Regions from separate parts of the Homo sapiens genome. Here region 2 is linked to region 1. Evidence: read pairs that join two places in POLR2A ChIA-PET (ENCODE). Cell type or tissue: OCI-LY7. All regions are shown on one strand. Links, peaks and the distances in the headings refer to the core of each region. The heading gives the core; the rest is flanking DNA.

Region 1 (4,393 bases), core at 129-4,128:
CACACGGGAGAGAAGCCCTATGAGTGCATTGAGTGTGGGAAGGCCTTCAACCGCCGGTCATACCTCACGTGGCACCAACAGATTCACACTGGAGTGAAACCCTTTGAATGCAACGAGTGTGGAAAAGCTTTTTGCGAGAGTGCAGACCTCATTCAACACTACATTATCCACACTGGGGAGAAGCCCTATAAGTGCATGGAGTGTGGGAAGGCGTTCAACCGTAGGTCACACCTCAAGCAGCATCAACGGATTCACACTGGGGAGAAGCCTTATGAATGCAGTGAATGTGGAAAGGCCTTCACCCACTGCTCCACTTTTGTCTTGCATAAAAGGACCCACACAGGAGAAAAACCCTATGAATGCAAAGAATGTGGAAAAGCCTTTAGTGATAGGGCAGACCTCATTCGCCACTTCAGCATCCACACTGGAGAGAAACCCTATGAGTGCGTGGAGTGTGGAAAGGCCTTCAACCGCAGCTCACACCTCACGAGGCACCAACAGATTCACACTGGAGAGAAACCCTATGAATGCATCCAGTGTGGGAAAGCCTTTTGCCGGAGCGCAAACCTTATTCGACACTCCATCATTCACACTGGAGAGAAGCCGTATGAATGCAGTGAGTGTGGAAAGGCTTTTAATCGCGGCTCATCCCTCACACATCATCAAAGGATTCATACTGGGAGAAACCCTACCATTGTAACAGATGTGGGAAGACCTTTTATGACTGCACAGACTTCAGTCAACATCCAGGAACTTTTATTAGGGAAAGAGTTTTTGAATATCACCACTGAAGAAAATCTGTGGTGAAAGGGAACATCTTACCATCTGGCCATTCACACTGAAGAGAAACTTCATAAGCATCCTCTCTTTGAGAAAACGTGTAATAGATGATCATTTGTCGTCTAAACAATCAAGTTAGAAATTGAACCAGCCTGGAGTCTTATTCTCCACCTGAGAATTCACCCATGAGAGAGACCCAGTGGTTGCTATGCACTTAGGAAAACTTTCAGCCACATCTTTCTTCTTAGTTTACAGTGAAATATTATCTCAGGGATATTTTTTTTTTTTTTTTGAGACGGAGTCTCGCTCTGTCGCCCAGGCTGGAGTGCAGTGGCGGGATCTCGGCTCACTGCAAGCTCCGCCTCCCGGGTTCACGCCATTCTCCTGCCTCAGCCTCCCAAGTAGCTGGGACTACAGGCACCCGCCACTACGCCTGGCTAATTTTTTGTATTTTTAGTAGAGACGGGGTTTCACCGTTTTAGCCGGGATGGTCTCGATCTCCTGACCTCGTGATCCGCCCGCCTCAGCCTCCCAAAGTGCTGGGATTACAGGCGTGAGCCACCGCGCCCGGCCATCTCAGGGATATTTAAACAAAGGAAGAGGAAATATAGGGAAGAGAAAGAAACCACAGCTTCTTTTAGACTTGTCTGACAAGCCTATGGCAATTTTGTCGTCCCTTTGTTATTTTATGTGGGAGAGGGAAATGTTTCAGAAACGAAAGATCTCATCCCCTTTATTTTTCTGTGTATGCATTCACTGCTGCCCAGTGTCAGAACAGTTATACAAACGAGGGCTTGAAAACATTTTGTGAAAACTTGCTTAGTCCTGCAACGTTCTCCACTCTCGAGGTGCAGAAGCATACATCTTTATAAAAAATATGGAGGCTTGAGTTATGAAACACTTTTATAAGGAGATAAGGATGTACATATGTTTGGACACATTGTCCACTTCAGATGCTTGTTTAAAAAAATGTTTCACCATGTGTCTTTACCCAATACACATACTTTTTCTTGATGTGGATTTACTTTTTTTTTTTTTTTTTAAGTTTTCCTGGGATAGGGATGATAGTGTAATTGTTCATGCCCACAGTAATCCTGGGAATCTTAGTTTTTTCCTATGATTGTGGTTTCTCAGCTTCTTTACCTCTCCTTTGAGTTAGGTCCACCTCAGTTTTCTAAAGGTCAAATTAAGGCCCCCCCAAAAATACAGTATGTAGCTGAATTCCTTTGAAAGATCATGATAAACTCAGAAGAACAAACATAGAAGGAATGTCATTTTTAATCTTTTTAAAGAGTGTGTGAAAATTCACTTTAACTGGAATTTTAACAGGCAAGCCGGCATGCATATATGTAGGGATGTGTGACTTTCACAGTTGTCACCATGGACTTAGGCTTGATTAAAATGCTACACATTTAGAGCGTTTTGTAATTCCTTTTTTATATTTTTAAGACTAGATTTTGAGCCATGTGATAGTTTTACCTCATATTAAATATATTGTACAGAAGTAAAAATAATCATGTATTCACTTTGAACTCCTCAAAGCCTTTTTTATTTATTTACTTATTTACTTACTTGGTTTAGGAGCAGAGGTTTAATAGGCAAAAGAAAGAGAAAAGAGACTAGCTCTCTTCTGAGAAGAGAGGGGTGTCCAAGTGGGACTTCCCTCCTCAGAGCCTTTTTTTTTTTTTTTTTTTTGGAGACAGAGTTTTGCTCTTGTTGCTCAGGCTGGAGTTCAGTGGCACAGTCTTGGCTCACTGCAACCTCTGCCTCCCGAGTTCAAGCGATTCTTCTTCAGCCTCCCAAGTAGCTGGGATTACAGGCATGCGCCACCACGCCCAGCTAATTTTGTATTTTTAATAGAGATGGGGTTTCTGCATGTTGGTCAGGCTGATCTCGAACTCCTGACAGGTGATCCACCTGCCTCGGCCTCCCAAAGTGCTGGGATTACAGGTGTGAGCCACTGCGCCCAGCGCTCACAGCCTTTTAGTGAACACTTGTATAGTTTTCTATTGTAGGCAAAGCCATTTTGTACTGCATTAATTCATGTCATTATTTTGAAGACATCTCTTGGTCCTTTTTTTTTTTTAATTGAGATGGAGTCTCGCTCTGTTGCCCAGGCTGGAGTGCAGTGGTGAGATCTCGGCTCACTGCAGCCGCCTCCACCTTCCGGGTTCAAGTGATTTTCCTGCCTCAGCCTCCCAAGTAGCTGGGACTACAGGTTTGTGCCACCACACCCAGCTAATTTTTGTATTTTTAGTAGAGATGGGGTTTCACCATGTTGGCCAGGATGGTCTTCATCTCTTAACCTTGTGATCTGCCTGGCTCAACCTTCCAAAGTGTTGGGATTACAGGCGTGGCCACTACGCCTGGCCCTCCTTGTCCTTTTTATGTCATGTCTAAGAACTCCTCACCAGGTTTTCTATCGTATTTCCTCCTACAAATTTTATCTTCTACATTGGATCTGATTCATGTTAAGTTAATTTTTGTATTACAGTATGAACTTTAGTTTCTTTTGTTGTTGCCCATGAATTTTTTTAAGCTCCATTTCTTGAAAAGACTATTCTGCCTCTATTGAATTGCTTTTACACCTTAGCAAAAAATTATTTAAGTATATTCATGTTGGTCTATTTCTTGGTTCTCTATGTTATTCCATTGGTCTTCGAGCCTAAACCTATGCCAATACCACTCTATTTTGATTACTATTGCTATCTACTAAATTTTAAAATAGGGTAAACTTATTCCTCACTCTTTATTCTTTTTAAAAATTGATTTGGGGCCAGGCATGGTGGCTCACGCCTGTAATCCCAACACTTTCGGAGGCCAAGGTGGGCAGATTACATGAGGTCAGGAGTTCAAGACCTGCCTGGCCAATATGATGAAAACTCGTCTCTATTTAAAAAATACAAAACCTAGCCAGGCAAGGTTGCAGGCGCCTGTAGTCCCAGCTACTCGGGAGGCTGAGGCAGAAGAATTGTTTGAACCCGGGAGGTGGAAGTTGCAGTGAGCTGAGATGGTGCCACTACACTCCAGCCTGGGTGACAGAGTGAGACCCTGTCTCAAAAAATAAATAAAAAATAAAAATTGATTTGGCTTTCATATCAATTGTTTCCTTTGGCTTTGTATATACATTTTATTGCATGTTTGTCTCTATGAAATATGTTGCTGGGATTTTGATATAAATTGCCTTAAATCTAAAGATCGTTTTGGTGGGAATTGACATCTTGTTGAGTCTTGCAGTTCATGAATATGGTACGTCCCTCTGTTTATTGAGGTCCTCGTTGATTTATTTCATAAGGGTTTTGTAATTTTCAGCTTATAGATTATGGACATATTTTAAAAATCTAGACAGTTTCTTAGAGGGCCATTATATGTTGTATTGAGTTTTAAATTTCAGTTTGCACTTGATACTTGCAATTATAGAGAAATATATAAATTAGAATTTTTATATGTATTCTGTGACTTTGCTGAAGTCAGTAGTTCCAGCAACATTTTTTAATAGCTTTCTTAGGATTTTCTTCATAAATATTAATGTTATTAGCAAACATCAAACATCTTACTTCTACTTTTTTTTTTTTTTTTTGACACTCTTGTTCTGTCACCTAAGCTGGAGTAC
Region 2 (4,393 bases), core at 196-4,195, 270 kb after region 1:
GTCACTCAGAAGGGCTCCCCACTTACCTTTCTATATGAAATCATGCTGGAGCCACACCTTCTCCCTTTCCTTTTCAGACAGGACTTAAATTCAGCAACTGAAGAGCTATCTGCTCTATGTGTCTTCAGGGTAAACATTTCCAGAGCCAAGCCAAATGTACTTATAGACTTATATATGACTGCACTAAAAAAAGCAAAGTAAGTCTATGTTCAGTTCAATTAATTATGTTCAATATTCTTTTTTTTTTTCTCTCTACTGAGATGGAGTCTCACTCTGTCACCAGGCAGGAGTGCAGTGGTGTGATCTCGGCTCACTGCAACCTCCACCTCCTGGGTTCAAGCGCTTCTCCTGCCTCAGCCTCCCAAGTAGCTGGGACTACAGGCGCACGCCACCACACCCAGCTAATTTTTGTATTTTTAGTAGAGACAGGGCTTCACCATGTTGGCCAGGCTGGTCTTGATCTCTTGACCTCATGAGCCACCTGCCTTGGCCTCCTAAAGTGCTGGGATTACAGGCATGAGCCACCGCGCTTGGCCTAGCCACAAGATTATTAATAGTTGTGACGTATAATGTTTTGTGTCGACTTGCCTGCATTAAGGGCTACCCAAATAGTTGGGAAAACCTTAGTACAGGATATGTCTGTGAGAATGTTTATGGAAGATATTAGCAGTTGAGTCTGTAGACAATGTAAAGGAGATCTGGCCTCATCAGTGTTAGGGGCCAACATCCAATGCTTTGAGAGCCAAGATAGAACAAAAAGGCAGAGAAAGAGCAAGTTACTCTCTTCTTGCCCTGGATCATCCACCTTCTGTTTTCCAACATTAAAGTTCTTGGATCTTGGGCCTTTGGACTCTGGAACATACAAGAATGACCCTCACCCAGTTCTCAGGCCTTCAGCCTCCAACTGGGAATTTCACCATAGGCTCCCTTGGTTTTCAGGCCTTCAGATGCAGACTGAATGATACCACCCACCTTCGTGTCTTACCAGGTTGCAAAAGGTATATCCTGGGACTTCTTAGCCTCCATAACTGGATGAGCCAAGTCCCATAATAAATCCCCTCTTGTACATCTATGTATCCTATTGGTTCTGTGTTTCTCTGGAGAATCCTGACTAATACAATAGGTTTCAGTAATTTTCATTTCACAACTGTTTTTCTAAGATGATCTCAACTCCCCATGCAAGCACTGTCCCTGCAGTAACAGTATCAATGATCAAAATTTCCCATCAAAGAGATGAAAGCTAGGTGTCCCAAACCTTTATTCTGGTATTCTGATGTCCCCTTTGCACAAGTGCTCTGACTGTGAACACTACAGACACTGTTCTACTTTAAAATGGCATATGCTAAGTGGCTCTTCTGTTTAGAAAGTTGCTACAATCCTAAAAGAAGCATATCTAAGAATATGGAGGAAGAAATATTATATGAATACAACACTGTTCCTTACAGGGCTAGACACACTCACCGATTACACAGGCAGGAGAGGCATTTTCTGTGAGACAAAATTCCTCTTTCGTCCTCCAGCTTCGGTGCGATCTAACGGATGTTTTATCATTCCTGTCATGGCGCTATGTAAACTCTATTTCCCTTATTCCTTACTGAGCATAATGAAACTCACAAAGCTGACTCTAACGTTCTACTTTACATAAATGTGTGGAGAAAGAAGGTAATGTTTACTAGGCTCTCGCCAAGGGTAGAGGCATTTTGTATCTGAATAACTCTGACTACCTAGGTGACTAGTTGTACACAATACCCTCCAAAAATCTCTGTATGGTACCTTAAAAAAGCAGCGAAGCTCCTCCCTTGTCCAAGGAGGCTGGAGACACCACCTCTCAGCCTTCCCCTCCACCTTTCTCCATAGCAACGGGGTCATTCCTCCCTGAGGTCCAGGAGAAGGGCGACCTCTGCCAGCCCAAGAAGCGGTGAGAACTACATTACCCAGAGGCCCGTGAGCCAGGTTCTTGGCGTGGAGCCAATGAGGCTCAGGGGAGGGACATTTCCGCTCTGTCCAACTTGTCGGAGCGGAACTTCCGGCGTCCTCCCTGTGGCGGGCACTTTGGCTTGTGTCAGTTCCATCCGCGGGTGCCGGATCTGGACCTAGGTGCTGACAGCGAGAAGGCGCGAGGAGAGTCGTTTTCTCAGCTGCACAGCCGGGGCCTGACGGTCGCCGGCGGTGGTGACAGCTTTGCTCTTGTCTCCGCCCGGATCGTCCACCGCTCCCGGCCCGCTCCGCCCAGAGTCCGATGGCGGCGGCACTGAGGGCCCCGACCCAGGTGAGCGCTGCGTCCTCCCGGCCTCCTCTGCCCTCCCCACCCGAAACTGAGGGACGCGTGAAGGGTTTTCTGCAGCCCGGACCGCACTGTCCGGCACAGTGAGGCGCTGGTGCTGGATCTCGTTTCTGGTAGTGTGGCAGGGAGCGGGAGAGCGACACGGTCAGGGGGCTGCGCGGGCAACAGCTTGGAGCTGCGCCTGAGCCGGGAGGCTGGGGAGACCCAGGCCGGCCTCACGCGTGCAGGTAGCAGAGGGTGGGGCAGCGCCGCGCTGCATTGGCCCCACTGAGTTTCACCAGCACACTGAGGGCCACAGCGCGTAGGACAGAAGAGGGGCACGGCCCCAGTCACGCTTCTAAAAGTTTCACAAAAGCTGTTCAGAGGAACGCGCTGGAAGGGCAGTGATGATAGCAGGCATGGAGGGACCTAGTCTTTTTACGAGGTCACAAAGCTGGTAAAAGTCAGCACCAAGGACTGACACCCAGATACAAAGCAGTCATCCCTGGACACCTGGCTCTGGTGTTCCACATTGGAACCAGAAGTCCATGGAGCCACACTTTGGTCACCTGCCTCTCAGAACATGTTTCCTCCCACAGATTGCCACTAGTACTTACAGGTCCGTAAGAAGCACTTGAAGACCCTACAAGGGTAAGTGGAGGAAATCCAGAAGCTCATTGATTCCAGCAATGGGATCTCTAGGATTGGGACTGTGGTGACCTGGGATTCTTTACTTACCGCTTTTCCAGGCCTTGAGCCTAGGGACTCTGAACAAAAATATGTCCAGGGTGAGTATTATATGAGGTGGTGCCTGTTGCTGGCAAATAATAGGATGAATGTGGAAGTTTGTCCCAGAGATAAGTACAGGTGTTTGGAGCTGCTTGGAGGTGAGGCTGAGCTGGTTAAGAGAACCTCAAGTCTCATTTCCTTCTCATGGGAACAGAGAGCAGAGGTACAGGAGTTAGAAACTAAATGGCTGTCTCAGATGTCTTTGTTCTGGAGATGATGGCAGCAATGAAGATTTGGAGCAGAAGAGGGAGGTGATCTTCCCCAGGCCTCATGAGGCTCCTGTGGCTGAGCACAGACAACAGACTGTGGGTTTAAGGGAGTTGGTAGCAATACCAAAGAGGAAAGAGGAGACTACTGCAATAGTCCAGGTGAGTGTAGATGATGTGGGCCAGAGTAGTGGCCACAGTGTGGCAGAAATGGTTGAATTTTGGATTGTAGGTCGGCTCTGATTTTCTGGTATTGGGACTGAGAGATAAGAAGGGGTGACTCAAGGCTTTTTGAGTTTAGTAGCTGGAAGCATAGAAGCTCCATCTACTGGGAGAGCCAAGTAGATAGTAGAATTGTTTTTCACTCAGGACATCAGGAATGTGTTTTGTCCATGTTAAAAATATGAGATGTTTTAGAGAATAAGTAAGTAGCTATATCAAGTGGCTAGGTGGACACACAGGTCTTGGACTCTGAGGAAGGGTGCAGGATAGAGACTTCTACAAAGAGTGGAGGATATTATTGAACTAGGATGGAGCCCTATGTCTGTTAGGCCATTTGCATTACTATAAAGAAATACCTAAGGCTGGGTAGTTTATAAAGAAACAAGGTTTATTACAGCTTATAGTTCTGCAGGCTGTACAGGAAGCTTAGCGCTAGTCTCCACTTCTGGTGAGGGCCTCAGGAAGCTTCCAATCATTGCAGAAGGCAAAAAGGGAGCCAGCAAGGCAGGAGGGAGGCACCAGTCTCTTTTTAGCAACCAGGTCTCATGTGAACTTATTACTGTTGGAAGGATACTATGCCATTCATGAGGGATCCACCTCCATGACCCAGATAACCTCCCACTAGGCCCCACTTCCAACATTGGGGATCACATTTCCAGGTGAGATTTGAAGGGGACAAATATCCAGGCTATATCAGTGTCTTACCTTGGGTTGATAATGAAATAACCTATATTGGTGGCTTAAACAACAAAAATTTGTTTCTCACAGTTCTGCAGGCTAGGAAATTCTACATCAGGGTGCCTCTAGATTCACTTATTTGTGATGGGCTGCTTCTTGACTTGCAGTGGCTGCCCTCTTGCTTTTTCCTCACATGGCCTTTCCTGGGAGGGAGTATGTAAAGAAAGCAAGGAAT

Evidence for each region. ChIA-PET counts read pairs that join two places held together with the same protein. Peaks named below come from ENCODE experiments on the same cell type or tissue, not always from the same donor. Only the 100,000 strongest peaks of a DNase experiment are listed, where the experiment ranks them.
Region 2: POLR2A ChIA-PET joins it to region 1 with 13 read pairs; 2 of 35 experiments call an interaction of 5 or more read pairs at or near these places.

What each region holds. Positions count from the first base shown.
Region 1 is chr19:57,328,459-57,332,851 of GRCh38, forward strand. ZNF543 (zinc finger protein 543) reads left to right here. Exons shown (of 4, transcript NM_213598.4): 4 at 1-2,312. The coding sequence ends at 807. Among named protein-coding and RNA genes, the nearest start is that of ZNF543, 10 kb to the left of the region's middle. In OCI-LY7, for the core only: no CTCF peak of the experiment used is centred there; no DNase peak of the experiment used is centred there.
Region 2 is chr19:57,597,866-57,602,258 of GRCh38, forward strand. ZNF530 (zinc finger protein 530) reads left to right here and starts at 2,020. Exons shown (of 4, transcript NM_001321981.2): 1 at 2,020-2,269; 2 at 2,863-2,914. RefSeq lists enhancers at 2,068-2,277, 2,368-2,487. In OCI-LY7, for the core only: no CTCF peak of the experiment used is centred there; a DNase peak (open chromatin) is centred at 1,976; H3K4me3 peaks cover 1,767 bases.